Linked DNA regions of Homo sapiens: regions 2, 3, 4 and 5 are each linked to region 1. A link is a contact called in ENCODE Hi-C or POLR2A ChIA-PET data. All regions are on one chromosome and are shown on one strand. Each heading gives the region's core, a stretch centred on a gene start or an enhancer-like site at or near the end of the contact. The rest is flanking DNA. Distances are from core to core; before and after follow the strand shown. Region 1 holds the start of BCLAF1 (BCL2 associated transcription factor 1). Region 2 has its middle 650 kb from the start of GJE1. Region 3 holds the start of LTV1 (LTV1 ribosome biogenesis factor). Region 4 holds the start of L3MBTL3 (L3MBTL histone methyl-lysine binding protein 3). Region 5 holds the start of EPM2A (EPM2A glucan phosphatase, laforin).

Region 1 (2,700 bases), core at 3-2,502:
ATAGTTCATTCACTCAACAAATATTTCTGAGAACCTGCGAATGCTTGGGACATCAGGGCACAACAAAAAGGCCAAGGATTTCTGTGTCCACATCCTGAGGTGGTAATGGGGTGAGGGACAGACTGTACAATAAAAAACCTACGATTCACTCCATGAAAATGTTGTCGTTTTTCTAGTTCAGCTGGTAAACTGGACTGTGAAGAAAGAATGCTCTAAGCACAGTGTTAAATTCACAACCAGGGCCCAATCCTAGTTTCGATTCACTCACTGACACCCTGGTTGCTAATTACAAGTCTGAAATCCATCAAGGTAGTTAACATCTCTAAACATCAAAGCAATAGCGGTTTTAGGCCCTAAGAAAGTGCAGCCCGGAGAAGTATTAATGCAAAATGTGCTACGGCTGTTATTTAAATTCTATTCAAATCGAATGTGGCTTGCCTATTTATAATCTGACTTATAATTCTGGACAACCAAGCTACGTTGGGCTGTGTTCCTCGGCTGCCACAAATCATCGTCACAGGCTGAAAGCTCAACTGCTTCGTGCTCTTTATTTTTTCATGCCTATGCCAACGTTGCCGATGTGGTAAAGCTGTCATCACGCCGCCAGAAGGGCGGCCTTCTTTGGCACGAGCAGCCTAAGAGGTTTCCGGCTGCTGCGGCTTGAGCTCCGATTTGATCAGACGCCACGAAAGGGATTTAGATCGTGGCCATTTTTCAACTAAGTGCGTCTGCCGAATTTAATAGCAAACCAAAAGCCACATTTTCTAATCTCCAGTTAGGCGTCCAAGAGGAAAAGTGGCGCTTGCTGGCTGAGGGAGCAGCGTGTCTGCAATTACAGCCACGTCTTGCCTCCTGGTCTTTTCCTCAGTGTGGGATTGTCTTTTTGTTTTTTGCCTGGTCTGAGCCGGCCCCACAGAAAGAACAGACCAGACGAGCTTACTGAGGTAAAACGCAGGGGCGGCGGTGAGGTCTAGGGGGTCTACTCAGAACGAGGCAGAGACACCAGCGAAAAGCGCCGTATGGCGAAGCTAACTCAGGCCTGACAAAACACCCACCCTACTCTACCGCCTCTCCGGCCAAGGCTGACGCTACGGGCCAGAGGGCGGAGCCGTCACATCTTCCCGCGAGACCAGCCACGCGACTTCCCAGAAGGCCGCAGGCAACATCTTAATAGCAGCCAGGAAGCCGGACCGGAGCGGAAGGGTGGGCGGGGCTTGCCCGCATATTTAGCGGCACCCGAGGCCACGCCCCAGATCGGAAGTGACGGAGACGTGCTAGCGCGTCGAAGGTAGCTCTATGGTTTTCCTCGCGTTCTTGAGTCGGGAAATGGCCGCTGTGTGGTTGCAACGGAGATAAATTCCCGGAACCGCGATTCGGCGTGTCAGGTAGGCCTCGCAATGTATTCAAGTTACTCCAGGGGCAGTGAAGACCGAGGACAGGCCATATTTTTGACTCTTTTGTGGGTGGTGTCGGGTTGGCGGCGAAAGGAGAACCAAGGAGACGTTGCGCCGTTATTTATGCGTTTTTTCGTTAGCTTCTCTCAGGTTTTCGAGGCACTACGGGCCGAAAAGGCCGGGCGGGGGCGCTGAGCAGTGCTAACGGCGGGCGCGCGCGTGTTTGCGAACCTGCCTGGAGACCCACAGCCCGCGCGGCCTCCCGTGCGCGTGCGCATATCTTCCTCTTCCACCCTTCCCCCATTTCTTCAGCCCGTACCTCTGCGCGCGCCCGACTGAACGCTCCGCGCACGCGCGCTCGTTCATTTTTCTCTCCCCCGCCTATGGCGCCGACGGCCGCTGGAGGTGCAACTTGTGTCCGCCTCTCATTGGCTGGGACTGCCACCTTTCTTCGTGGCCTGTGGGGTTTTGAGAAAATAACTGTGACCCGCAGCAAAGTGCGTTGAGTAGGTCTACCCCTTTTCGCGTGGTCTTTAAAACTGCCCTCCGGCTTCAGACCACCCGTCAGTTAATGCCTCGTTTTTGTGATGCTACTAGGTTTTAGTGCTCTGTTCTGCCTCTCGCTGCTGACCCTGGTTCTCTGGAGTTAATTTCGGTACCCGCGGCAACCTGCTGTTTTGAAGCGAGCGCGCGCTGTTGACTGGTGCTGGTTGCCTAGTTACGGTTCCCTAGCGAGAGGATTGGGTCTTAGCTGGTGGTTCTGAGCGTGGCCCTGCCCCATCCGGCTGAAAGTGCGGTTCTTCATGAGTACTAGCGAAGCCGAGTCTTTTCAAGTGATTCAGCCCATTTAGTCGTGTCAGAAATGTTGCAGCCACGATTGGTGGACAGCTGGTGTGAGAAATGGGTGGGAGTGGCGAATTGGACTTTGCCTTCATTTTAAATTCATGAGTTGGCTTGATTCGCTTTTAAGATTTATTTCTTCAGAATCAAGCTGAAGTACCAGCAGCTACTTTGCTACCTCAGACTTTTTTAAAAAGCATTTTAGAACTGGAAACAAATTAAGACTGAAGTTGAAAGCAAGTGTGGCTAACACTGACGAAAAAGATGAGCTACTTCAGACTTGTACCTCACTGCAACAGCCTCTTTTAAATTTTTTGGTGTTACAAAGCAAAACAAAATTTCTTGTTCCTCTTGTGAATTCTCATTTCAGTTCGACTTTAGTTGGAATGGTTAGGATACTGTTCAGGCAGTAAATAACCTTTACGTAGGAAAAACTGCTACAAGGCTTTTGTATTTTTGTTTGATC
Region 2 (2,700 bases), core at 55-2,554, 5.2 Mb before region 1:
TTAAAGGAGTTTAATGAAGCAGAGAATTATTTGGGAATCCAGTAGCTCTCAAGAGCCAGCAGAGTGGTTCAGAGATCTCACTTCTGCAAAGTAGGTAGGCAGTACATATGGACAGAAAATGAAAGTAAGGTACAGAAACTGGTTGGTTACAGCTTAGCATTTTTTACTTGTTTGGACATGGTCTGATCAATTGGCAGCCTGTGATTGGCTGAAGCTAGTCGGCTGTGACTGGCTGAGACCTAGCAATTTGTTACAATATATACTCCTAAATTAGGCTTTCAGTTTGTTTAGTTAAATTGTAGTTTGTTATGTAGGGACCTACGGTACCGAGACAGCCTCAAGCCAAATTTAATTTAATTAAACAATCATCACCTCAATCTTAATCTTGGCAAAGGAAATACTAAAATAAGATGGGCCATTGAGGAATCTTTGAGCCTTCCAAGTAAAATGGCAAATTTCAAGTTACACTGCGTTACTACAGGAACTACAGAGGTTAGAGTTTTGATCAAAGACTTAAAAAATTGCCATCCAGTGAACAGATACCTGATTAAAGTTACCTCTAAAGAGGGCAAATATTTAATAAATGGCAACAAAGAGCTGGCCGGGTGTGGTGGCTCACGTATGTAATCCCAGAATTGTGGGAGGCCGAGGAAGGATGATCGCTTGAAGCCAGGAGTGGTAGACCAGCCTGGGCAACATAGTGAGACCCTGTCTCTACAAAAAATAAAAATAAATTAAAAAAATTAAAATAAATAAGTAAATAAATAAGAGCTCCCAGTTTTTGCTTTAATAACCCAGGCTTGAAATGTTGTGTTTTTTTTTCCATTGGAAAAAAAACATTTTAAGGTTTCACTTTATTTTTGCTGAATTGTTAACATTGCTGAGCTGATTTCACCTAAATTATGGTAAAGATTAATCAGAGACCCTAAACTCTGAAGGAAGTATCTTAACTATTTTTCCAGAACTCACTAACCGCAAGTCCTAGAAAACTCCCAAGGGCAAGTTTCATATTTCTGGCCATATTTTAAAACTGAAATCATTTTGAGGAAAATTCTAAAGCGTTTGAAGAGAAGCATCCAAAAATTTCAATTGCTTCTCTGAAACCTTGGAATCCTGCCTGTTAATAATCTCCATGCTCTTTGCTTAGAATTTACCCACAGAATTAACTGACAGGAAACTGCCCATCACCCTCCACCCTCCCAGTAAGACTGTGCCAAAACACTCATCAGAAGCCACAATGACAAAAATAGATCCAATTGACGACTATGCAGTGACTAAGAAACGGATGTACCGATTTAAGCTATCTTCATTATCTTCTTCCTTGTTTTGATGGCAAAAAGAAAGAGAAAGCTACGTAATAGCATCTGGGCAAAACAGCTTGTACACCAAGTTCTGCCCTATGTAATTTAAAATATTTGAGTTCTTATAACATCCCTGAAAAGCATGGCTTTTAATACAAACACCACATATATACAGTACAGATCATCTAACTATAGTCATGCTTCTGGGCAGAGCTTGCAGCAATAGCAAAAATAATAAAAGAAAATTCTCTTTGTACAGCTGAATGGCTGCACTAGAATTTTCAGTGTTCAGATGTAATTAGAAAACAGCTGTGAAGGAAAATCAATTGTTCCTGGTAGTCAATGGCTAATTTTCCACAATCAAAATAAAGAATGCAATATGACATGTTTGTAATGAGCAAGTAATTGTTTCTCTTTTGTTTATTGTTTTAACATTTTTCCCTTTATTTGTGGGAGCTGTCATTTGCTTGCTTTAGGACAACTTCTCCTAGTCTTTGCTTCTCCCATCCATATTTAAATACTAGCAACTGCCAAAGAGGCTATGCAGTCCAGCTCAGTTTATTCACGATTGCCTTGCTTATGATGGTGATTTGTGGACTTGCAAGGAAATATTGTCCTTGCTTTTATGAATTCACAATAAAGCTTCCATAAACGGAATGATTATTAAACACTAGCATTTATTCATGGGATTTAACTTTGATTCATTCTGCAAAGGTCTCATGTGTCAAAAAGATGCAGTTCCCAGAATTCATTGACCTGCTGCTCCAAGTGCGTCTGCATTGCAAAACAAAACAAAACTGAAACGACCACACGGCCCTTTTTTTATACCCTTCAATCATTGGCATAGACTGGACGGTATTGGTGTAGCAGATGGATAGAAAAGCTCAACCTCTATGGTGCACACTTGGAATTTAGATGGTTGGAAAATTAACTTAAATGCTAGAATAGACCAATGAGAGTAAAATTGTTTTATCATGCAAAAGAGTCTGGTTGAGAAACACCAAGAGGATTAACACTCCTAGGCTGCTTTCAGCTGATAGAAAAAGAAAAAAAAAATGCTTATATTATTTAGTGAAATTAATGTCTATATTATTCTTTTTCTACACTTATATTTTTCTGGAACATTCTTTGAAAGCAAATATAATTGCAGTTTCAGAGAATGAAATGAATAGTAAATAAGGACTGAATCTTAATTGCTGTGTGATCTTGGGACCATGTCTTAGTCTTGGTTTATCTCTATTTCTTTGTGAGAAAAATGATAATTAATATGTGAATATAGGTTCTTCCTCTTCTAATATTATTACATAAAATATATTAGTATATGAATATTTCCAAATTTTAAAGTTCTGGAGGAAAGACATTTTCCATTAAAAAAATGCATGATAAGCCATCAGTAGCC
Region 3 (2,750 bases), core at 5-2,504, 7.6 Mb before region 1:
GGGGTGCACTCTCATCTGCTGCTAAAGGATCTCGTTGGCTCCGGTGGACCAAGTGAAAAGACACAGCTTTCTTCTTCTCTATAAAGGGCTTTTTCTTCCTGTGAGGCTTCAAAGGAACAAAATCACAACAATTAATTAAAACAGAACAAAAAGACGGAGAATAATTCCATAGTCCACACATGCATCTTTAGTAGTCATGTTAAAGATACTTTTTAAAAATCTACACTTCTAGGGCAGGCAACATCAGCTGTGTTCTGCAGAATCCATACTTAACCTTCCTTCAACAAACATTCCTTGAGCACCTACTTTGTGCCAGACCTTGTTATGGGAACTGAGAATACAGAAGTGGGAAAGTCAGATAAAGTCCCTGTTCTTAGCAAGAAAATCAAGATAATTTCCGGTGAAGAAAATATAAGACAGTGACGTGAAAATGCCTTAAAAGCTACTTTACACTGGCTGCTCAGGGAAGGCCCCTGGCCGACTGAACTAGAATGACAAGAAGCCTGCCACAACATAATCTGGAGTAGACAGCTCCACACAGAGCATCTACCAACCAGTAAATAAAATCACGACACAAACAGCTAAAGTTTAATAAGATCCATCACCTCTTTCTACATTCTTACTTCGCTATTCAATTTTGATTCTCTAAACTGGGAAACCAATTAAGTGGCTTTACTTTGGGCCCAACCTTATGCTCTCCCACAAGTTCCCTTTCTCAGAGGAAACAGACAGGCAGACACCTGCCACTCCAACGCTGAGGGAGACCAGCAGCTCCCTCTGCTCGACCCCAAGAAGCACAGGGTTGCGCGTTTGTGTCGGCAGTCACCAGCTTTTAGTTAACCGAAATCACGCAGGGCTGCAGGCTCCCAGGGATAAAACAAAAAGGCCATTCTCCTCTCCGGGCCACATCCCAGGGAGGCTCGGCGGTGGGAGACTGTAACTTGCAAAGAATGCCCACGGTGGTGACGTTGGCCCATTTCGGGGTACCGTGCCGCAAGCAGCCTCTGGCATGACCCAGACCCGGGCCGCAGTAGCCAAGGTATTACCGGAAGCAGCCTGGCCTCTGCAAAACCACAGCGCTCGGCCGCCGAAACAAGCAAGGCTTGCTCACCATGCTGCAGCCGCGCGGCGCTCACCCCCAACAGGGGCGGCGATGACACCCTCGAAGTCCGGCGGGGAGACCAAGGTCCAGCTGAAGGCCGCTTCTGTAGGCCTCACCACACGTGCAGCCCCAGGACCCGGCGATAACGTCACCCAGCCGGCCGTGGAAACGGACCAATCGCCGAGGAGCTGATGGGTCGCGACCGGAAGTTACATAGGCTCGCTGCGTCTCCACGATCGCGAGAAGCCACCGGGAGGTGGGGCTAGCTCGGCTCCCACCCCTGGGCGGGCTGTACTTTTCCGGCCTTTAGTCTCCCGCCGGGCAAAGGGAATCGTGGGGGTCCTTAACGTTGAGGCGCCACAGAGGGGTTTCTGCTTGTGGACGAACCTTTTATAGCTCCCTCTACGGAGACCAGAGGGGACGAATCTAGCATCCCCCTTGACTTGTGTCCCTTACCTATTCCCAACCATAAAAAACAAAGCCGCGGACACGGAAGGGAGGCGACCACCCCGCTGGGGTGCTGGGGTCGCCAAGTTTCAGGTTCCCTCTCCGGGTGGGGGCGGAGTCGGTTGCCGTAGCAACGGAGGCTGGGGCCTTGCCTTTATAGACTGCATCAGACTTGATCAGGTTATATTTTCCACTGTTTCATGAACTGCTTTCATCTGCCCTGTTAACCAAACCCCCGAGACTCTGTTAACTGTAGAGGCATTTGAACTAATAAAATATATTCAGAATCTCTGGTGTTTGAATGTTAACTTTCTCCCCCTGTTTAAACAAATAGGCTATAAGCACGCATTCTTAGGAAGATTTCAGGCCGGCGTTGGCGTACTCACATAGCTTTTCTTGGACGAAAGTGTGTGGTAAATGCAGTCACTTTCATCAGCAGACCTTTTTTTCAAATTTGTTTCCCCAACTTCCCAGTTTCTGGTGACCTCTCAATGAATGGCTTACCCTGGATTGTGTCTTTATGCCGTAGGCATTATCACTGTAAGTATTTGTGGAGTATTATTCTTTTATTACAGTAAAAATTATAGAAATAGGCCAGGCGCGGTGGCTCATGTCTGTCATCCCAGCACTTTGGGAGGCCGAAGCGGGTGGATCACCTGAGGTCAGGAGTTCAAGACCAGACTAGCCAACGTGGTGAAACCCCGTCTCTACTAAAAATACAAAACTTAGCCAGGTGTGATGGCAGGTGCCTGTAATCCCAACTACTTGGGAGGTTGAGGCAGGAGAATAGCTTGAACCCGGGAGGCAGAGGTTGCAGTGAGCTGAGATCATGCCATTGCACTCCAGCCTGGGCGACAAGAGCGAAACTCTGTCTCAAAAATATATATATATAGAAATAATTTAGGTTAGGACCATAAAACTTGTCTTAGGATATTGCTTTGTAACAGAGATAATACATAGCACTCCTATGTGCCAGAGATTCGTTGTTATTATTCATTATATAGAATTAAAAGATCCAAGGGGGCAGTTTTCATTTCCTTTCAATCAGTTGTACTTACTGCTGTATCATCAGGGGCCTGATGCATGGGGCATATATGCTCAGTAAGTATTTATTTAAATGAATTAATGTTCTGGCACTTTATCTGAATCATCTCATTTCATCCTCACTGCAACACTATGAAAGAGACGCAATTATCTTCAG
Region 4 (2,700 bases), core at 82-2,581, 6.3 Mb after region 1:
ACGCCGCGACGGCGCGGGCTCCCGGCCCGGCCCGCGGCCCGCGCCCTCTCCCGCGCGGACGGCCGCCGCGGGCCCGCGCCGCCTCGCTTCCCAAAGCACTTTCCTGCCTCGGGCAGAAATAAACCGGAGGGTTTATTTTTGTGCAACTTTCCCAAAATGGCGGAAATTGGAGCTGATCTATATGAAATTCTCACACACTCGGTTGGGAAGAGGGAGGCGGCGAGGAAGCCACGCAAACTCTCGGCCGCCGAGCCCCGCCGCGGGTCCGTGTGTGTGCGTGCGTGTGAGTGTGCGTGTGCGCGGTGGGAGTCGGGCAGGCCTTTCCGCCGCGCACACACACAGCACACGCCGGGGAGACGCGCCTGCACATTCAACCAGTCCATTCTCCGCAGCCCGAAAGGGGAGAAAGTGGCCCGGCCTCTTTTCCCACTGCCTCGGTCTCCCGTACTTGTACTTCTCGCGCTCGCCCGCCCGCTCGCTCGCTCTCCGGTGCGCGCCCGGCACAAAGGCCACACGGGCGGAGGGGGCCGCAGGGGCGGCGCGCGGGGCTCGCGCCTCCCGCCGCACCGATCCGCGGCCCCGGCCGCCCCCGCGCCCCCCGCCGGCGCCCCCCGCCTCGGCGGCCGCGCTCGCCGCCTGGGCTGCGGCTCCGCGGCGCCCACCCGGACACGCACCCCGGTGGAGCCCGGCGCCGCCGCGCTCCCCCACCCCGCGCCCGGTGTCACGAAAGCGACCAAAGTGACAAGCTCGGGGGGCGCGGGGGAGGGGGCCACACGCATCCCGCCGCCTGCGCGCCAGCCTGAGCCCAACGCGGCCGCCTCGCCCCGGCTCCCTTCCGCACGGCCCCCCACACCCTTCCCCGTGTGCGCGCAAAGAAAAAAATACAAGTCTCTCCTCCCCCCATTTTTTCCTTTCTCTTTTCTCTCTCTTTTGTTCCTCTTTCACACTCGCACTCACTACTTCAGAGTGAGATGCCCAGAGACTCCCCCTCCAGCCGTTTCCGAGTCACTTGCCCACTTTTTTCCCCGGGATTAAGTTTTCTCCTCTTTCCCAGAGGCGCAGAGAAGTGGGGGAGAAACCCCTTCTGTCCCTCCCCTCCCCTGATCTGTTTCACAAGACGAGGGTGCGCTTCCTTCCCTCTATAGGGCTCTTAACTTTCATCCTCACCCAGAAAAATAAATGAATGGCTTTTGCACGGACAAATCTTCAGATTAATTAGAGATTAGATCCGATCAACCGCTTCTTACCCCCAAATTTTCTCTTTTTTTTTTCTCCGTCTCACGAGTAGTCCTGACAAATGGTCCAGGGCTGCGGGCGCAATGCGCATGTGCGCGTAGAGTCAGGGCTGGGGAGAGGGGAAACTGCGCTGGTGCCGGTGCCGCCGCCGCCGCCGCCGCTGCCGGGGAGGCTCGCTCTGGCTTCCCTGTTACTGCTGCTGCGCCTTCGCCGCTGGAAAGCAGCAATAAAGCCGGGTGGCAAATGCAGCTGCCCGCAGATCCTGTTTCAGGTGCATCTTTTCAATAGCCCGGTCACCGCCTCAGAGCTGGTTCAAGAACAGTCCAAACAAATAGGAAACACTGCTAAGGTTCCAGATTTCTTTGTCTATTTTTCACTTTACTTTTTTTAAAGGCAATTCTCAGAGCAGCGAATCCACCATGTGCTGTGAAATGTATGCATTCAGCCATTAAAGAGTGGGCCTTAGTCTTGCACAAACACTGCCCAAAGGCTAAATACATGCTACAGGTCATGAAAAGTAACAAAGTTGTAAGCTTTGGGAGAGTACAATCTCCCTCTCTTTGATGGCTGGAACAATGCATAATAAAGAAAGTGTGCATATAAAACTTGTGCCTTCTTTCCGCTTCCTAAGTGCGGATCTTTATTGACAGCTCCAACATGTTAGGCCTCTGTCGAGTAATAGGCTGAGATTCCTACAGTAACTTAGAACACTGTGAAAGTCCCTTGGCAATAAGCAGGTCCAGGACTACCCTCTTAAGGTATTCAGTCAAGATGGCTGAGCGGTCCTAAATGGCAAAACCTGTCTTTGTTAAAGCGTCAAAACTAGATCAAGAGAGTATTACATTTCAGTATTGACAGCTTTCGGCGCATTGACTGCGGGCCGCCGTTTGGACAGCTTCACTGGTCTTTTCCACTTAATAGGAGTACTTACAAAATAATTCGAGTAATTAAAGTTTTGATAAACATTTTGATGTCAATAGCAGAGTTTGCTGTGTGAAAAAAAAAAGCATGTGTGATTTTAGGAATGAGGGAAGCATGTCTTAGATTTTGCGGGGGGGGGGAGGTAAAAGGAAGTTCCCATCCCCAGAGTAGACTATTTTGCATCTAATAAAGGGTAAAGGAGGCCCTTTTCTGAAACTGCTGCCTGAGGCCTAGAATTTAAATATATCACAGATGGAAGTTCTATATTAAAAATCCTTCTCCAGTGTAGGGAATATTATTCTTGATTGAATTTTTTCACTTAAGGAATGTTTCTTGAACCAGTTTCAGAACATAAACTCTTAAATTCTTTCCTTAGGACCATGAAATTACCCTATAGAAGCAGACCACCCGATATATCTAATGTTGGTGTAGTGACCAAATTCTCCAAACCAAAAATCAGGCCATATGCCTTAACATGTACTCCAGAACAAACGGACAAATCCTGTGAAGCTGAAATGAACTTATAAAATGCTTCATACGTTG
Region 5 (2,700 bases), core at 29-2,528, 9.4 Mb before region 1:
TCAACATTCAAGAGTAAAATGTATTATTAGTTTTCTAATTGTTCCACAAGAGATTGAGTTTGTGTAGTTTACATTTTTGCACTTTCTGTTTTACTTATATCCTCAACGCATGAAATTTTGGCCTGTTCCCCTTTACTATTCACAAACTTCCAAACACTGGTAAAAATGCCTTTGTGTGTCTTTAATTCACGTAACAGATTTGTGTTATGTTAAATGTTAGTGAATATATAAACCTAAGAATACAAGGATAATTTTGTTAAAGAATCAAAAAGTATCAGGACATTCGTTTGTCTTATGGCAGAGACAAATTGAAGTTCCCCACCAAGATATACGTATTTTGGATTTGGGCCAGACAGCTAAAAAACCTGTTTCAACTTAAAACCCAAAAAGGTTTTAAGTTGAAAAAATAATGCTGACTTTTGCTGAAAGTAAATTTTAAACAAAGGTTTTTTTTTTTAATTTACTCCATTAAAAATGCATACATTTGGACAGAGCGAGACTCTGTCTCAAAAAAAAAAAAAAAAGCATACATTTGTAGTCACAGAATTAGTTTTTGTTTTGACCTTGAAAAGGACTTGAAAGTATTTACTCCAAACTTACTTTACACATACTAAAAATATAGTTTTTGAAAAAAGAAAGTTGATGTGGCTTTTCAGACAAGGGAATGGTAGGTAATGTTTTGCATCAGCTCCGGGTCTTGGGTGATCTCCACCAATCAGAGATCCTTCAGAGCTCGTAGGGTCTAGAAAGATCATTATTTTACACCCTCATTTTACAGACAAAGAACCTGAGACCTGCTAGAGTAAGTGACTTGGTTAAGATAGGGAGCGCTCCAGAGACCAGGTCCAAGATCTTCCCCCGTTTCACAATTAGAAGGCGGCTGTCTAGAGGTCATTCCCTTCCTTATGATCCTCATAAAGTTAATTTCCAGTCTCTTGGAGAGAGAACTGGACGATCGCCTGGCTTAGAAGTTTTCCTCCCTCCCCGAACCCCGTTTTCTCTTCCATTTCTTCCGGTCGCGTGTCCCCAGCGCCCACAGGTGGAAATCAACCGCCCGCGGGGTTGCGGGGCACAAAGAGGCAGCTAGCGGCTCCGCTGACCCCTTCCCGCCGGCCTGGACGAAGTCTGGGCTCGGGAGCCGCGTGATGCATCCCAAAGAAGGCGCAGAACAGCACGTGTTCTCCCCGGTGCCCGGGGCTCCCACACCACCGCCCAATCGCTGCGGCCGCCTAGTGCTCGGGCCGCGCCTGCCGGCCGCGGGGACTCCGGGCCCGGGTATTCGCGCCGCCGCCGCCCGCCATGCGCTTCCGCTTTGGGGTGGTGGTGCCACCCGCCGTGGCCGGCGCCCGGCCGGAGCTGCTGGTGGTGGGGTCGCGGCCCGAGCTGGGGCGTTGGGAGCCGCGCGGTGCCGTCCGCCTGAGGCCGGCCGGCACCGCGGCGGGCGACGGGGCCCTGGCCCTGCAGGAGCCGGGCCTGTGGCTCGGGGAGGTGGAGCTGGCGGCCGAGGAGGCGGCGCAGGACGGGGCGGAGCCGGGCCGCGTGGACACGTTCTGGTACAAGTTCCTGAAGCGGGAGCCGGGAGGAGAGCTCTCCTGGGAAGGTATTGCCAGCAGACGCCTGCCCCCGGCGCAGAGCGGGAGCTCCGGCCCGCACCCCCAACCGGGGCCTCGGCCTCGGGCAGGCCCCGCAGGCCCCGGCGGCGCGCGTCCCGGGCTTTTTGCCCGCGTCCCTGCGCACTCCCCGGGCGACCTGGGCTGACCCTGCTCTGCCGGCCACGCTGTCGCCGCCAGCCGCGCCTCCGGCTTCCTACTGATTCCCTAGACCCGTATAGCGCTCCCGGCCGCCTTCCCGCCCACTCTGTTGCCTGCCCCTCTGACCTGGTTTCCGCACATCCAGTCCTCAGCTTCTTTCCAACCGCGCCTGCGTCACGGGCCAGTGCCCTTCGTCTCCCGCCCGGGGCTCCCTTCGCCCTCCGAGTGCCCCTCGACCTCCGAGTCCCCCCCTTCGCGGGTCCCTTGGCTGCCCGGCCGCGCGCCGCTGATGGCTTCAACAGCCCAACTCCGCCTTGGTTGGGTTTTGTGTCCTCATTTTCCTGCTCTAATTCACTAAAAAAAACCCAAAACGATCCAACCAACGAAACTAGCGTTTTCGCTAATCCTAGACAGCAATGTGCTACTTAGATTTTTTTCATAGATATTGAGAATGAACTAATGGAAAAACGTTGAATATTTCCCTTTTTGGATTTTTTTTTCTTTTTTAATCCCAGATATATGACAATTGAGACATGACCTGATTTCTTAAAATACTAAAACAATACATGCTGGTTGTAAAATAATAATAAAGAAATGTACATAGTGAAAACTTACAGTGTTTCCTCCACACATCTTAAGCACACTGCTTGTACACATTTATGTATGTGATATATGCATATACTTTTTTTTTTTACAAAAATTGTATAGTAATTCTGAATTTTTGCTTTTCTTGCCTAACAATATGTTAGGGACATCTTTCACTGTCACTACACGTAGATATGTATTTTACATGTAGATGTATATTTTAAATGGCAACAAATTATTCTGCATCTACCAATGTGCATTTAGGTTCTTTTCAGTTTTCCTCTGTCGTAAACAGTAGTGGCTTAATTGAAATTCCTTTTACAGATATCTTTGAACATTCGGGAGTGTTTCTGCAGAGTGGATT

What was found. A loop is a pair of places that touch in the nucleus more often than their neighbours do. ChIA-PET counts read pairs that join two places held with the same protein, here RNA polymerase II (POLR2A). Pooled maps may share reads with other maps.
Region 2: a map of CD8-positive, alpha-beta T cell shows a loop between it and region 1 (15-fold over the local background). The contact joins the enhancer-like site here to the promoter of BCLAF1 in region 1. A Hi-C loop is called at or near these places in 1 of 168 maps with a recorded cell type or tissue (CD8-positive, alpha-beta T cell) and 7 of 50 pooled maps. POLR2A ChIA-PET finds 5 or more read pairs at or near these places in 2 of 52 experiments (CD4-positive, alpha-beta memory T cell and activated B cell).
Region 3: a loop to region 1 is called in a pooled map, with 18 times the contacts of the local background. The contact joins the promoter of LTV1 here to the promoter of BCLAF1 in region 1. A Hi-C loop is called at or near these places in 6 of 50 pooled maps. POLR2A ChIA-PET finds 5 or more read pairs at or near these places in 2 of 52 experiments (CD4-positive, alpha-beta T cell and activated B cell).
Region 4: a loop to region 1 is called in a pooled map, with 10 times the contacts of the local background. The contact joins the promoter of L3MBTL3 here to the promoter of BCLAF1 in region 1. A Hi-C loop is called at or near these places in 1 of 168 maps with a recorded cell type or tissue (ovary) and 7 of 50 pooled maps. POLR2A ChIA-PET finds 5 or more read pairs at or near these places in 1 of 52 experiments (activated B cell).
Region 5: POLR2A ChIA-PET joins it to region 1 with 7 read pairs in CD4-positive, alpha-beta T cell. The contact joins the promoter of EPM2A here to the promoter of BCLAF1 in region 1. POLR2A ChIA-PET finds 5 or more read pairs at or near these places in 3 of 52 experiments (CD4-positive, alpha-beta T cell, CD8-positive, alpha-beta T cell and naive thymus-derived CD8-positive, alpha-beta T cell).

Annotation. Positions count from the first base shown.
Region 1 is chr6:136,288,398-136,291,097 of GRCh38, reverse strand. BCLAF1 (BCL2 associated transcription factor 1) reads left to right here and starts at 1,252. Exons shown (of 13, transcript NM_014739.3): 1 at 1,252-1,385. It overlaps LOC124901408 (a long non-coding RNA gene), which reads right to left and starts at 1,084. Exons shown (of 4, transcript XR_007059784.1): 1 at 941-1,084. RefSeq lists enhancers at 557-676, 997-1,216, 581-1,780, 1,727-1,846, 1,265-1,861 and 2 more.
Region 2 is chr6:141,482,380-141,485,079 of GRCh38, reverse strand. No RefSeq gene overlaps it. Among named protein-coding and RNA genes, the nearest start is that of GJE1, 650 kb to the left of the region's middle. RefSeq lists an enhancer at 1,319-1,458. Within about 2 kb of position 1,304, at least 16 of the 41 ENCODE cell types and tissues checked have a DNase peak (open chromatin) inside an H3K27ac peak, as active enhancers do; they include CD8-positive, alpha-beta T cell, where a contact is called at or near this core.
Region 3 is chr6:143,841,842-143,844,591 of GRCh38, reverse strand. It overlaps LTV1 (LTV1 ribosome biogenesis factor), which reads right to left and starts at 1,254. Exons shown (of 11, transcript NM_032860.5): 1 at 1,112-1,254; 2 at 1-106. The coding sequence starts at 1,114. RefSeq lists enhancers at 751-820, 1,011-1,220, 1,401-1,450.
Region 4 is chr6:130,017,212-130,019,911 of GRCh38, reverse strand. It overlaps L3MBTL3 (L3MBTL histone methyl-lysine binding protein 3), which reads right to left and starts at 1,331. Exons shown (of 23, transcript NM_032438.4): 1 at 1,248-1,331. RefSeq lists a silencer at 722-851.
Region 5 is chr6:145,734,098-145,736,797 of GRCh38, reverse strand. It overlaps EPM2A (EPM2A glucan phosphatase, laforin), which reads left to right and starts at 1,278. Exons shown (of 4, transcript NM_005670.4): 1 at 1,278-1,600. The coding sequence starts at 1,300. EPM2A-DT (EPM2A divergent transcript) reads right to left here and starts at 1,929. Exons shown (of 3, transcript NR_038246.1): 1 at 1,878-1,929. RefSeq lists enhancers at 864-913, 934-983, 994-1,053 and a silencer at 1,214-1,803.